Regions from separate parts of the Homo sapiens genome. Here region 1 is linked to region 2. The links are chromatin contacts, found by Hi-C or POLR2A ChIA-PET in ENCODE. All regions are on one chromosome and are shown on one strand. Each heading gives the region's core, a stretch centred on a gene start or an enhancer-like site at or near the end of the contact. The rest is flanking DNA. Distances are from core to core; before and after follow the strand shown. Region 1 holds the start of HCG21 (HLA complex group 21). Region 2 holds the start of GTF2H4 (general transcription factor IIH subunit 4).

What was found. A loop is a pair of places that touch in the nucleus more often than their neighbours do. ChIA-PET counts read pairs that join two places held with the same protein, here RNA polymerase II (POLR2A). Pooled maps may share reads with other maps.
Region 1: a loop to region 2 is called in a map of CD8-positive, alpha-beta T cell, with 7 times the contacts of the local background. The contact joins the promoter of HCG21 here to the promoter of GTF2H4 in region 2. A Hi-C loop is called at or near these places in 8 of 168 maps with a recorded cell type or tissue (CD8-positive, alpha-beta T cell, Calu3, K562 and 5 more), 10 of 37 single-sample maps with no recorded cell type and 13 of 50 pooled maps. POLR2A ChIA-PET finds 5 or more read pairs at or near these places in 22 of 52 experiments (A549, CD4-positive, alpha-beta T cell, CD4-positive, alpha-beta memory T cell and 17 more).

Annotation. Positions count from the first base shown.
Region 1 is chr6:30,952,429-30,958,736 of GRCh38, forward strand. It overlaps HCG21 (HLA complex group 21), which reads right to left and starts at 2,434. Exons shown (of 3, transcript NR_138040.1): 1 at 2,349-2,434; 2 at 1-103. It overlaps MUCL3 (mucin like 3), which reads left to right. Exons shown (of 3, transcript NM_080870.4): 2 at 1-71; 3 at 543-1,793. The coding sequence ends at 689. RefSeq lists an enhancer at 3,284-3,964.
Region 2 is chr6:30,903,131-30,909,456 of GRCh38, forward strand. It overlaps GTF2H4 (general transcription factor IIH subunit 4), which reads left to right and starts at 5,077. Exons shown (of 14, transcript NM_001517.5): 1 at 5,077-5,273; 2 at 5,904-6,043; 3 at 6,305-6,326. The coding sequence starts at 5,907.

The DNA.
Region 1 (6,308 bases), core at 1,184-3,683, 47 kb after region 2:
CATGGGCCATAGTTATTGTGGTCCTGGTGGCTGTGATTCTCCTCCTGGTGTTCCTTGGCCTGATCTTCTTGGTAAGGGACAGATGTGCCCCACAGAAATCAACCTATGGGATAGGGAATTGAGGATACATTAGGGGTCAGAGTTACAGGGAATAATGAGTCTAGGAAAAGAGACATGGCAGAAGTGGGAGGAACAGTAATAGAGGGAGAGTTTTGGTGAAAACTAAGGAGAAAGACAATAAATACACAGGAGGTAAAAAGCTGGAATTGGGGACAAGGCTGTGGCTGAGAATGAAAGGGTGTGAAAGAGAAAGTGTGGGGGGTGGAGAGTCTGGGGTATGAGAATAGGAGGTGTAAAGACAAGGAGAATATGGTAGAGTGGGGAACTGGAGATGGAGCTGGGACTCATTGTATTGGACCTGGAGCTGGAATAAACATCAAGGTTTGGATGGAATCTTGAGAATAGAATCAAGACCTGAGGTGAGTGTTGTGGAAAACAAATCGCAGATGGTTCTCATTCCTCCTTTCTCATCCCAATCACAGGTCTCCTATATGATGCGGACACGCCGCACACTAACCCAGAACACCCAGTACAATGATGCAGAGGATGAGGGTGGCCCCAATTCCTACCCGGTCTACCTGATGGAGCAGCAGAATCTTGGCATGGGCCAGATCCCTTCCCCACGGTGATCTTGGAGTAGGCGCCCAGCCCTGGCTCTTCCATGCTCTGCCCCTTTCCTGGATGAGGAACCGGACTCACAATTTCTATTTCCGGGACTACAGGAAGGGCAGAGAATACTGACGGTTACCAGTATTAACCCTTCATCTGTTCTTGAAACTGGTTGGGGAATGAGGTGATAAGCAAGGAGGGTGTAAGTTTAGGGGACAAAGAAGAAAGAATGAATAATACGAGCAGACATTCTCTGTAGAAGGTAATGGTCTGAGAATGAAAAGGTGTTTGATGGACATGTTGTGGGGGCACCAATGCAGAACACTGCACTGAGTCCTAAAGGAAGGACAGGAGCCTTATAGGCAATGCCCCAGACTGACTTGTGAGTGGGGTTTATGGGGAAAGGGAGGGACTGAGGGCAGAGTCTCTGGGTTTCAGGACAGCATTATGTTATTTCCATTCACTATTACTTAAGAGTTTGTGTGTAAACAGGCTCATCTCTGAGTTCTCAGGACCCTTGCCCCCACCCCCATTTTTTTAATGAAAAAAAAAAACAAAAAAAACGGATCCAAGAAGAAAAGAGAATTTATTTCCTTCTCCACTCTCTCCATGCCCTGGAGAAAAAAAAGTCCAGAAGAAATCATAAATATCTCTCATCTACATGGTTGCTTCCTCTTCCTCCCAAATCCCTTAGTTTTCCTAAATGTCTACAGTGGACGCCCTGTTGGTTTGGCTTGCTGGGTTGTGGGTGGACACGCAAGGAGGGGATTTTTATTTGGCCAGCAGTCTCACCCACTGATCTCCACCCCAGACCTTCCCTGATTGGTGTCTCAGCATTTATTTTCCTGTCTCTTCCACCAAAAGCCAGCTGTAGCTTTATCTCGTAAAAGTTACCCATCTTCTCTACTGTCCCCATTCTCTCTCCTCCCACCTTCACCCCAGATTCAAGTTTTCCTCCTTGTAGGCATTTCATCTGTGTGTGTTTTCTGGATTTTCTCTCTCTCTTCTTATGGCCATTTCACCTTATTACTGATTGGGTAGAGGGGGAAAAGGAGAATGATGATGATAGTTTCCTTCTGTCTATTGACCTTTTTTATAATAAAGTATAACATGTTTATAAAGGGCATCATAGTTATTAGACTATCCATTGGGAGAAAGTTCTGACTGGCGTTCCTGGCTCTGGCTGAGACCTTACAGAAGTGGAGGAGACAGAGGAGCTGGAGGGCAGGACTGGCAATCTATGGAGGGTCAAGAAAGGGGAGGCTGAATTTCTATTGCTCCAAAAATGGCTCCTTTCTGGGTTTAGGTAAGAGCCAGCCTCAGTCCAGGCTGGGTTTATTTGCATGGTGACAAAATGAGTAGAAAAACCTGTCAATTAATAAGCAAGTATTTTAAAGCAACTATTATATACTCTGTTGAGGATATAAAGAAGTATAAGACATAGTTCTCACCTGAGACACAAAGACAGGAAAATTAAAATTAAATAATTCAACAAGAGTTGTCACAAGTTAGGTGCTATATAGAATAAAACAACACCCTAATTCATTAAGCCCAACTCCGTGAGCATCTACTATGCCCCCTATTTATGTTAGGACACCAGCCCTGCTCCAAAACCGTTGTGTGCCCATGTCAGTCCCAACAGAAACCTCCCATCACCCATGCAGCCTTGGCTCTCTTACCAGAGTATGGCATCATCACTAATTGAACAGGTGCCCCAGTTTGCTGCCAGGCTCCTAAACGTAACTCCATCCAGAATCAAACAGCAGGGCCACAGGTCACTCGCTATCTGCTCCTTTGGGCATCCCCATTTGCTGAAAGCTGGAAACCTATCATGGTCAGTAATCCCAACCCTGACACTGATGTCACTGAACTATCTGGCCCTGGCTGGGCTGGGAAGGCCCTTATTACTGAATCTCCCACCAGAGACCCGCTCTGCTAAAGGCAAGATTGAAGCTTGACTCTCAGAAAGCAGACATGCCAGATGCCAGAGGGACCCAGACTTAGGCCCCTGGAGAAAGGAGGCAGAGGGACACCTGGGTTCTGGAAGGGGCTGGAGAGCCCTCGAGAAAAGGAGGAAGATGCCTGGATTTTAGTTGTCTGGGTAGACGGTGACTCAGCCTGTGGCATCTGCCAGGACAGGAGTGTCTCTCTGCCCTGGGAGGGATGCAGAAACCCCTAAACTCAGCCTGGACCCCAATTCAAAAACAAAACGAAATAAAAACATCTCTGCCTCTAGAGTCCTAAACATCCAACCGGACAGACCCCTCCCCTATCAAGACACCAAAATGCAGCACTGGAGGTCAAAGGGTGTATAAGGGGGATGGGGAGGTTCTTCGCCCGGCAAAGGCGGACTGTGGGCCCTGGGGCGCGGCGGGTGTCTCCCTCCCACTTTCCTCTCTATTCCCCGCTAATTATCACTTTGAAATCTAGGCGGAAATCCTTTAACAAGCTCCGGGGCTGGGCCCTCATTAGGGATAATTACTTAATCAGTAGGACGGGAGGGAATGCGCTCCCCCAGCCCTCGGGGAGTACACCTCGGGGGGAGCGAGTGCCCCGAGGGCAGGAGGCTGCCGGGGCGCCGGAAGCTGCTGTCCCGGCGGAGTCGCAGCGGGGGCTCCGGTTCCCCGAGACTGCGGCCCTCCCTCGTTCCTCCAGGTTCCGCTTTGCGGGCGGCTTCTGATCTCTTGCGGACAGCTCAGATTAGTGGCTCGAGGCCGCCGCCCCCGCAGCGCCCCAGCCCTACTGCGCCGAATCCCCTCCTCCCAGCCCCCAGCCCCCAGGGAGGGGCCTGGACTGACGGGCCTGGGCGTAGCTCCTACCCCCGTGACATTGGCCATAAAACTGACACCCGTTTGTGCTGTGCTTTCACGTACATCGCACCTGTGATCCTCCGATCACCCTGCGAGTTACGAGGCCTGCTTTACAAGCCTTATAAGAAGTTACAGACCTTATAAGAGTTCTTATAAAGCTTGCTTTACAGATGAGAAAACCGAGGCTCAGAGAAGAGCCCTGTTCAAACCCACACGGCTCCTATGGAACAGAAGGCTTGCTTTATTTTCTCCAAGCCTCAATTTCACTTTGTTCCTCAGTGGAGCCAGGTTCTCTGACACCAAGGCAGCCCCACCTGGACGGGTGGGATGTTACAGGGACCACCTAAGGAACAGGGTGTAATTGAGATTTGCACGAGGGTGTCCAGCCCCTTCTTCCAGAGTCCAGGCCTCCCTTTCCAGCTCCTTGAACGTCCAGAGTCTTCTTCTGGCCTCACTGCCAGTATCCCAGGTCAGGGTTTTTTCTGCCAGCCTCTGTCCCCGGAGACACATTAACTGGCCTCATAGTCACAGGCTCTGCATCCTCCCCTCACAGTGCCCAGCTGTCCCTGGAGAGGTGCTGGCAAAGTAAGAAGATCCAATGATTTGGGACACAGTCACCTTCATTTTTCTCCCCTCTGCCTCCTACAAAGGCCTCTGTCCCAGAAATGAGACATCCCAGAGAAAACAGGTTTCTGCTGACCTCTGGCTGGGAGGGTGGGTCTCCTCTCCTCCCACAGATGTGATTCCCTTGTTCTCTCCCGCTCCCTCCTTCTTCCCTCATATTGTCATGGCCTTAAGATACCCCTCCCTGGAGAGGGAGCGTCCAGAAGTTACGGCCTCCCCTGCCTGGTGGCAACTATAAATGCCACAGCTATGGTCAAGTGAGAAAAGAAATTAAGCCAGACATATTGTGGGAGCAACCCTCAGAACCCAGGAATCCAGCATTCCCAGTCCCCACTCACCACTGTCTTGGAACCTACCCCAACTGATCTTACTCCTCCCAGAACCCTGCCCCTGGCAAGCTTTTAATTCTTCCTGCAACTTCATGTCCCATTGAGACACCAGGCATCAAGGCCCCCTCTGGAGCCCATCTGCCCTCTAGAACCCAGGCATTCTAGATAACAACTTCCCACATGGATTATTTCAAGATGAGGTGAGGGAAATTACCTCCCACCTCCTGCATCCAGGTGATGCTTCTCTTTGGAATCTTGAGACTGGTAAGTGAATTATCCATCAATCGGAGAAGACACTGAGGCCACAAAAAGTCTGAAGGAGACAAGGGTTCCTGTCCCAGGCATTCTGTTTGCTTTTCTTATTCTCATTCTTTTGCAAAAGCAAAAAGCAAGCAAAGATGATGAACTTCTTTTTTGCCCCTTTCTGCAAAAGCCAGTACTAACCTTAACCCCCACTAACCACGATTTTGACCCCCAACTTCACCTTGCAGCAAACCCACCTTCATCTTCCCCTTCCAATGCTCCGCTGTAAGCATGAACACAAATAATAGCTGTGTTGTATTTCCTTAGAATCCCGGGTTTAACGGCTGCTCAACAAATGCTTTGTATCTAACTTGAAAATTCTAGTTTCAATATCATCTTTAAATATTTATTAGAGCTAGGCTCCAAGTCTAAAGCCAAGTGAAATGAAAATATCACTTCCAGAAATACTGCCTAAATTAAAATCCTCAGTAGGGCTTTCATAATCCCCGGATAGAGACAGGGAGGGATCCTTCGGATCCCAGGGATACGGGAACTGTGGGTGATATTAGCCTGAAGAGAAGTACAATCCAAATTCCTGTCTTCCTAGCCATTTCACCTGACTTCTCTCCACCTGACTTCTCTCCTTGGTCCCTTCAATGTTTCAAGTTTCTCTGCCTAATGACTACAACCCAATGTCAGGCAGATTTATAAAGCCCCTTCGCTTCCACTGTAGGATGGAATGCCATAAAAAGGGAGCAAGGAGACAGTTGTGGAATTGGAATAAACAGAAACAGCCCTAGGCTGAATGAACAGGAGGCTGCTTTGTGGTGGCTTCTTTGATGTCTGTTTCCTGCATCCTCTCTCTGCTCTCTTATCCCAGGCACTCTCCTGGAGACCCTGCCTTGCACATCCTGTTCTTTTCCTCCTCCCTGCGTCTCTGTGAGCTTGTTCATTTTAAGAGGCCCAAATTATTACTGCAACAGGCAACTTCCAAACTCATATTAAGTCTACCTTGGCTCTGAAATCCAGTCCTTTATTTTCAATTTTTTTTCAATAATATCTTCACTTGGATGTCACATCATATCAAACGTGACATTCACGTGTTCATCTGGCAAACATTTTTTGAGCATCTACTCTGTGCTAGTTCTGAAGATAAATCAGTGAACAAAACAGCAACAGGCCCTGCCTTCAGGGAGCTCACAGTTCACTAGGAAAGGCAGAGATCACACAAAGAAGGCATATAATAAAAGAGAGGCACAAGTGTGCAAAATACTGTCAGGACCCACCTCGTCTTCCCACCATCAAGTCTAAAAAGCCGCCTTCATCAGCATCCATTCTCCCCTGCTAACATTGGAGTGTTCGTGCATCTTGGCTCTGGCTCCCCCATCCCACACCTCCTGCCTTCTTCATGGGCTTCTTCCCCTTCCAGTTTTTCCTTCTCCTTCTACAGGGTCCTTCCCAACACCAGCCAAATAAGCCCTAAGCAGTGTGCACAGGAAGCACCCAGAGGAGAGTATTTTTAAAAAGTAGATTTCTAAAGACCCGGCACGGTGGCTCATGCGTATAATCCCAGCACTTTGGGAGGCTGAGGTGGGCGGATCACGCCAGGAGTTTGAGACCAGCCTGGACAACA
Region 2 (6,326 bases), core at 3,827-6,326:
GTTGCACAAGGGCAAAATCTTGGAACACAGGGCTCAATATTGGTTGAAAGAAAGAATTGTAGCAAATATCTGATAGACTAACATAGATTCTATGTAGTTACAGAACTAGAACTAGGATTAATAAGTGAAAGTTACAATAATGATGATAATATATTACTGAGCACCCACTATATACCAGGTATTGAAATTACGACATATTATATCTTACTTAATACAACAATATATGAAGTAGTTAAAATTACTTTGCACAGAGAAGAAAATTCTGTTAGGTTAAGCAGCTTGCCCAAAGTAGCAGTCAGTCAACAGTAAAGCCTGTGGGAAGTGGGTCTGTGGGCTCCTGGCTCTCTGTTCCTTTTTTTTTTTTTTTTTTTTTTTGAGACAAAGTCTTGCTCTGTCACCCAGGCTGGAGTTCAGTGGCACTATCTCCGCTCACTGCAACCTCCGCCTTCTGGGTTGAAGCGATTCTCCTGCCTCAGCCTCCTGAGTAGCTGGGATTACAGGCACCTGCCACCATGCCCGGCTAATTTTTGTATTTTTAGTAGAGACTGGGTTTCACCATGTTGGCCAGGCTGGTCTTGAACTCCTGATGTCTTGATCCACCCTCCTCGGTCTCCCAAAGTGCTGGGATTACAGGTGTGAGCCACCACGCCTGGCCCTGGCTCTCTGTTCTTTCTCTCCAGGATGCTGCCTGAGAGGAGGAGGTCATGAGCTCCCTATCACAGGAATTTTCTTTTTTGAACTACCATGCCCACTAACATGCTGGCCAACACGGTGAAACCCTGTCTGTACTAAAAATACAAAAAAAAATTAGCCAGGCATGGTGGTTCACGCCTGTAATCCCAACTACTCGGAAGGCTGAGGCACAAGAATCGCTTGAATCTGGGAGACAGAGATTGCAGTGAGCCAAGATTGTGCCACTGCATTTGACCTGGGTGACACTGTAAGACTCTGTCCCCTCACCCCCTCCAAAAGAGGTGTGCCTATTTCAATTTTTTTTTTTTTTTTTTTTTTTTTTTTTTTTTTTTAATTTGAGACAGACTCTCATTTTGTTGCCCAGTCTGGAGTGCAATGGTGTGATCTCAGCTCACTGCAACCTCCACCTCCAGGGCTCAAACAACCCTCCTGCCTCAGCCTCTCAAGTAGCTGGGCCTACAGGCATGCACCCTCATGCCCAGCTAATTTTTTTATTTTTTGTAGAGACAGGGTTTCACCATGTTGCCCAGGCTGGTCTCAAACTTCGGGGCTCAAGTGATCTGCCTGGCTTGGCCTCCCTTCAAAGTGCTGAGATTACAGGCATGAGCTACTGGACCCGGCCTCAATTTTCAGCAAAAGTGTATGAGTATGCTCCTATACCCTGGTCAACATTGAGGTTGTCAATCCTTAATTTCTTTTTTGCTGAACTTTTATATTTTAATTTTATTTATGTATTTATTTTGAGATAGAGTCTTGCTCTGTTGCCCAGGCTGGAGTGCAGTGGTGTGATCTCGGCTTACTGCAACCTCAGCCTACTGGGTTCAAGTGATTCTCCTGCCTCAGCCTCCCAAGTAGCTGGGATTACAGGCGCCCGCCACCATGTCTGGCTAATTTTTGTATTTTCAGTAGAGACGGGGTTTCACCCGCTCAGGCTAGTCTCGAACTTCTGACCTCAAGTGATCCACCCGCCTCGGCCTCCCAAAGTGTTGAGATTATAGGTGTGAGCCACTGCCTCCGGCCGATTTATTTATTTTTATTTTTATTTATTTATTTATTTTGAGATGGAGTTTCACTCTTGCCCAGGCTGGAGTGCAATGGTGTGGTCTCAGCTCACTGCAACCTCTGCCTCCCGGGTTCAAGTGATTCTCCTGCCTCAGCCTCCCAAGTAGCTGGGATTACAGGCGCCCGTCACCATGCCAGCTAATTTTTGTGTTTTTAGTAGAGACAAGGTTTCTACTAAAATGTTGACCAGGCTAGTCTGGAACTCCTGACCTCAGGTGATCCACCCACCTTGACCTCCCAAAGTGCTGGCATTACAGGTGTGAGCCATGGCGCCTGGCCTATATATTTATTTTTAAGAGACAGTCTAATTCTGCGGCCAGGCTGGAGTGCAGTGGTGTAACTGTAGCTCACTACAGCCTTGAACTGCTGGACTCAACCGATCTTCCTACCTCAGCCTCCTGAGTAGCTAGGACTTCAGGTGTGTGCATACCGAGCTAATTTCTTTTTCTCTTTTCTTTTCTTTTCTTTTCTTTTTTTTTTTTTTTTTTTTTTTTGAGACAGGGTCTCACTGTATAGCTCAGGCTGGAGTGCAGTGGCATGATCACAGCTCAGTGTAGCCTTGACCTCCTGGGTCCAAACAATCCTCCTGCCTCAGCCTCCTGAGTAGCTGGGACCACAGAACCAGGCCTGGCTAATTTTTTGAATTTTTTTTTTTTTTTTTTGAGACAAAGTCTCGCTCTTGTCCCCCAGGCTGGAGTGCAATGGTACGATCTCAGCTCACTACAAACTCCACCTCCCGGGTTCAAGCGATTCTCCTGCCTCAGCCTCCCGAGTAGCTGGGCTTATAGGCGCCTGCCACCACGCCCGGCTAATTTTTGTATTTTTAGGAGAGACGGGTTTCACCATGTTGGCCAGGCTGGTCTCGAACTCCTGATCTCGGGTGATCCACCCACCTCGGCCTCCCAAAGTGTCGGGATTACAGGCGTGAGCCACCGTGCCCAGCCAATTTTTTGATTTTTGAAACATTTCTGATATTCTGTTTAACTTTCTTTTTGCTTTGGCCAATCTTTCTTTCTCTTTCCTTCTTTCCCCCTCCCTAACCCTCCCTTCCTCTCCCCTCCCCAATTCTCCCCTCTCCAGTTCTCCCCTGTCCTCTCCTCTCTTCCCCTCTCCTTTTGGGACAGGGTCTCACACTGTTGCTCAGGCTGGAGTGCAGTGGTGCTATCATTGCTCACTGCAGCCTCAATCTCCTGGGCCCAAGTGATCCTTCTACCTCAGCCTCTTGAGCAGCTGGGACCGCAGGAGAGCACACCACTACACCTAGCTAATTTTTGTTTTGTTTTGTTTTTGTAGCGATAGAGTTTCTGTATAATGCCCAGGCTGGTCTGGAACTCCTGAGCTAAAATGATCCACCTTCTTTGGCCTCCCAAAGTGTTGGGATTACAGGCCTGAGCCACCCCGCCAGGCCTCTTTCTTTTCTTTTTCTTTTCTTCTTCTTTTTTTTTTTTTAAGCTGCTCCTTGCTGAGCAGGGCTAACTAGTAAGCAGTGGTCTGTCCCAATCTTTCTATTATGTTTCTTTTTCTTATTGCTTTGTAACAGCTTTTTGTATTTTGTTTATTTCATCAACCATTTCTTCCTAGATTGTAAATTGTCTTTCAACCTTACCTAAAGTTTGCCATAAAGAAGCTCTGTCAATTTTTAGCTTTTCTTTGAAGATTTTAAAACATTAATTGCTAAAAAGACAGGGACAACAGAAAACATGGGTGGGCTACAAAGTATAAAAAGTCTTGCATAGTCATTACCATTTTGATCCCTGGTTGCTTGCAAATGTGCTTCAAATCCCAGCTTGGGCACTTCCTGTCTGATTGTAGGGATTTTTTTTTTAATTTTTTTTTTTTTAGAGATGGGCATCTCAGGTTGGGCTCAGTGGCTCATGCCTGTAATCCCAACACTTTGGGAAGCTGAGGCAGGTGGGTCACCTGAGGTCAGGAGTTTGAGACTAGCCTGGCCAACATGTTGAAACCCTATCTCTACTAAAAATACCAGAATTAGCCGGGCGTGGTGGCACACACCTGTAGTCCCAGCTACTTGGGAGGCTGAGGTAAGAGAATCGCTTGAACCCGGGAGGCTGAGGTTGCCGTGAGCTGAGATCATGCAACTGCACTCCAGCCTGGGTGACAGAGTGAGAGACTCCGTTTCAAAAAAAAAAAAAAAAGAGAGAGAGAAATGGGGGTCTCCCTCTGTCACCCAGGCTGGTGCGATCATAGCTCACTGTAGCCTCAAACTCCTAGTCTCAAGCGATCCTCCTGCCTCAGCCTCCCAAGTAGCTGGGGGTCACAGCTCTGAGCCACCTCGCCAGGCTGCAGGCAAATTTCTTAATCTTGCCGGGCTCCAGTCTTCCAGTCTATAAGGTGGGAATAACAAAATTTGCATATAGGAATTTGGGGAAACGTGTAGTTCTGGGTTTGGGTGAAGACCTCCACTTTTGTAGTAGGTTCATAAATCAAATCAGAGCAAATAGTTGGTGTCTTAAAAACTGTATTTATCTGGGTCTTCTAAGTAAACGGTTTGAGGAGTGGTGGAGGCAGAAATTAAGATTTACTGAGTACTTAGGGTCAAGTAAGGTGCACTGGATCGTGTTAATCGTTAACTCGTGGAAACCGCCCAGAGTGTGTACGCTTTCTTTCTTTTCTTTCCTTTTCTTTTTTTTTGAGACGGAGTTTCACTCTTGTCGCCCAGGCTGGCGTGTAATGGCATGGTCCTGGCTCACTGCAACTCCGCCTCCAGGGTTCAAGCGATTCACCTGCCTCAGCCTCCAGAGTAGCTGGGATTACAGGTGCCCACCACCACGCCCGGCTAATTTTTGTATTTTTAGTAAAGACGGGGGTTTCACCATGTTGGCCAGGATGGTCTCGAACTCCTGACCTCGGGTGATTCGCCGCCTCGGCCTCCCAAAGTGCTAGGATTACAGGCGTGAGTCACCGCGCCCGGCCTGGAGTGTGTATTATCCCAATTTTATGGGGAGTAATTGTGCTCACTCGGCTCACCACCAAGTCGCCAGAGCGCGCCTCCGCAAGGAAGCCCTCCAGGCACTTCTACTTTCCCGGACCCGCCTCCCGCTCCAGCCGGTTACACGCGCCGTTAGCAGCGTGGGCGGAGTTGGTTCTGCCTTCGCGGAACCAACTGGTCCAGCTTCTGGTGTCTCCCCTCGCTCAATTAAAAGCCAGCTCCTCTCCTTTCGGCTTCCCCACGGTGCCTTTCGGGATTTGTAGTCAGACGCGCTTCAGCCGGCTCTAAGGAGAGCAAAGGCAAGACTCCAATTCCCAGCATCCCCCGCGCCCGGAGAGTGCAGCGTCTATTCTCATCCTCTTCACTTTTCCACTCCTCCCCTTACCTCCCTTCTCTTCTGAATTCTCCATTCTGGGCTCTTGCCTGTGAAATCTTTCTTTGCTTTCCCCATCTTTTCCTCGCATTTTTTCACCATCTTTCCCTCAATCTCCAGGAGCCAATGCGAGACTTTGGCTCCGATTAAGCGACGGCCCGAGACTCGGGGTGCGCGAGGAGGATCGACAGAGTGGTGAGGGGACCTAGGAGGGCGGGAGTGGCAGAGGTATGAGAGAGAGAGAGGTGAGTGGGAGGCGAAGAGTGAGAGGAAGGCAGGGAGAAGCTAGGAGATCGGAAGGCGTGGGTCAGGGTGAATGACGTGAAGTAGACTTGGGAAGGGAAAAGAGGTGGCTTTAGATTTGGGAAGCATGGAGGGGAGAGGTTACCGCCGTACTTAGCAGAAGTGGGCTAAGAGATAGAAGATAGGAAGGACGGGCAGATTTGGAGCTTGTAGACTGGTCTGACCAGGATGGGATGGAAGAGAGAGGTGTGGGCTCAATTTTCTTTGTCCCTGTTTAGCCAAAGATGAGACAAGTCATTGAAATACAAAATGATCTTGCAAACACTGGACAGTTAACAATTCTGTCACTTGGTAATTGAGGGAAGACTGGAGTTGAAGGGCAGAAATAGGGTGAGGAGGCAAGAAAGGGAGGGAGATTGGTCAGGTTTGGGAGAAACCAGAGGAGATGAGTGACATGGGAAAGGAGACCACAGAAAAGGTGGGGTTATTGTGGGGACTGATGGATCTGGAATCAGTTAGAAAGGTCAGGGGTGACACTGGCATGGATGGTGAGGTTGCACTTCTGACGTTTGCATTCCTCAGGTGATGGAGAGCACCCCTTCAAGGGGACTGAACCGAGTACACCTACAATGCAGGAATCTGCAGGAATTCTTAGGGGGCCTGAGCCCTGGGGTATTGGACCGATTGTATGGGCACCCTGCCACATGTCTGGCTGTCTTCAGGTGAGAAGCCCCTTCATGGCAGGGAAATGTAATGGGGTCTGCGGAGTGGAATAAAATATCATAGGTAAAAGTGTAGCAGCCTGGAGTCGGGGTGGGGACTGGGGGCAAGGGTTGGAAATTGCTCTAAAGTGTGGAGGCCAAAACAGCAGGACTGGTAAAGTTGTGCTGGAGTGAGATGAGATGTTTGAGAGGTAATTGAGGGCAGAGATGCAGATACAATGCAGCTTCTGATACTAACCTTTGACCTCTGTTCCTGTACAGGGAGCTCCCATCCTTGGCTAAG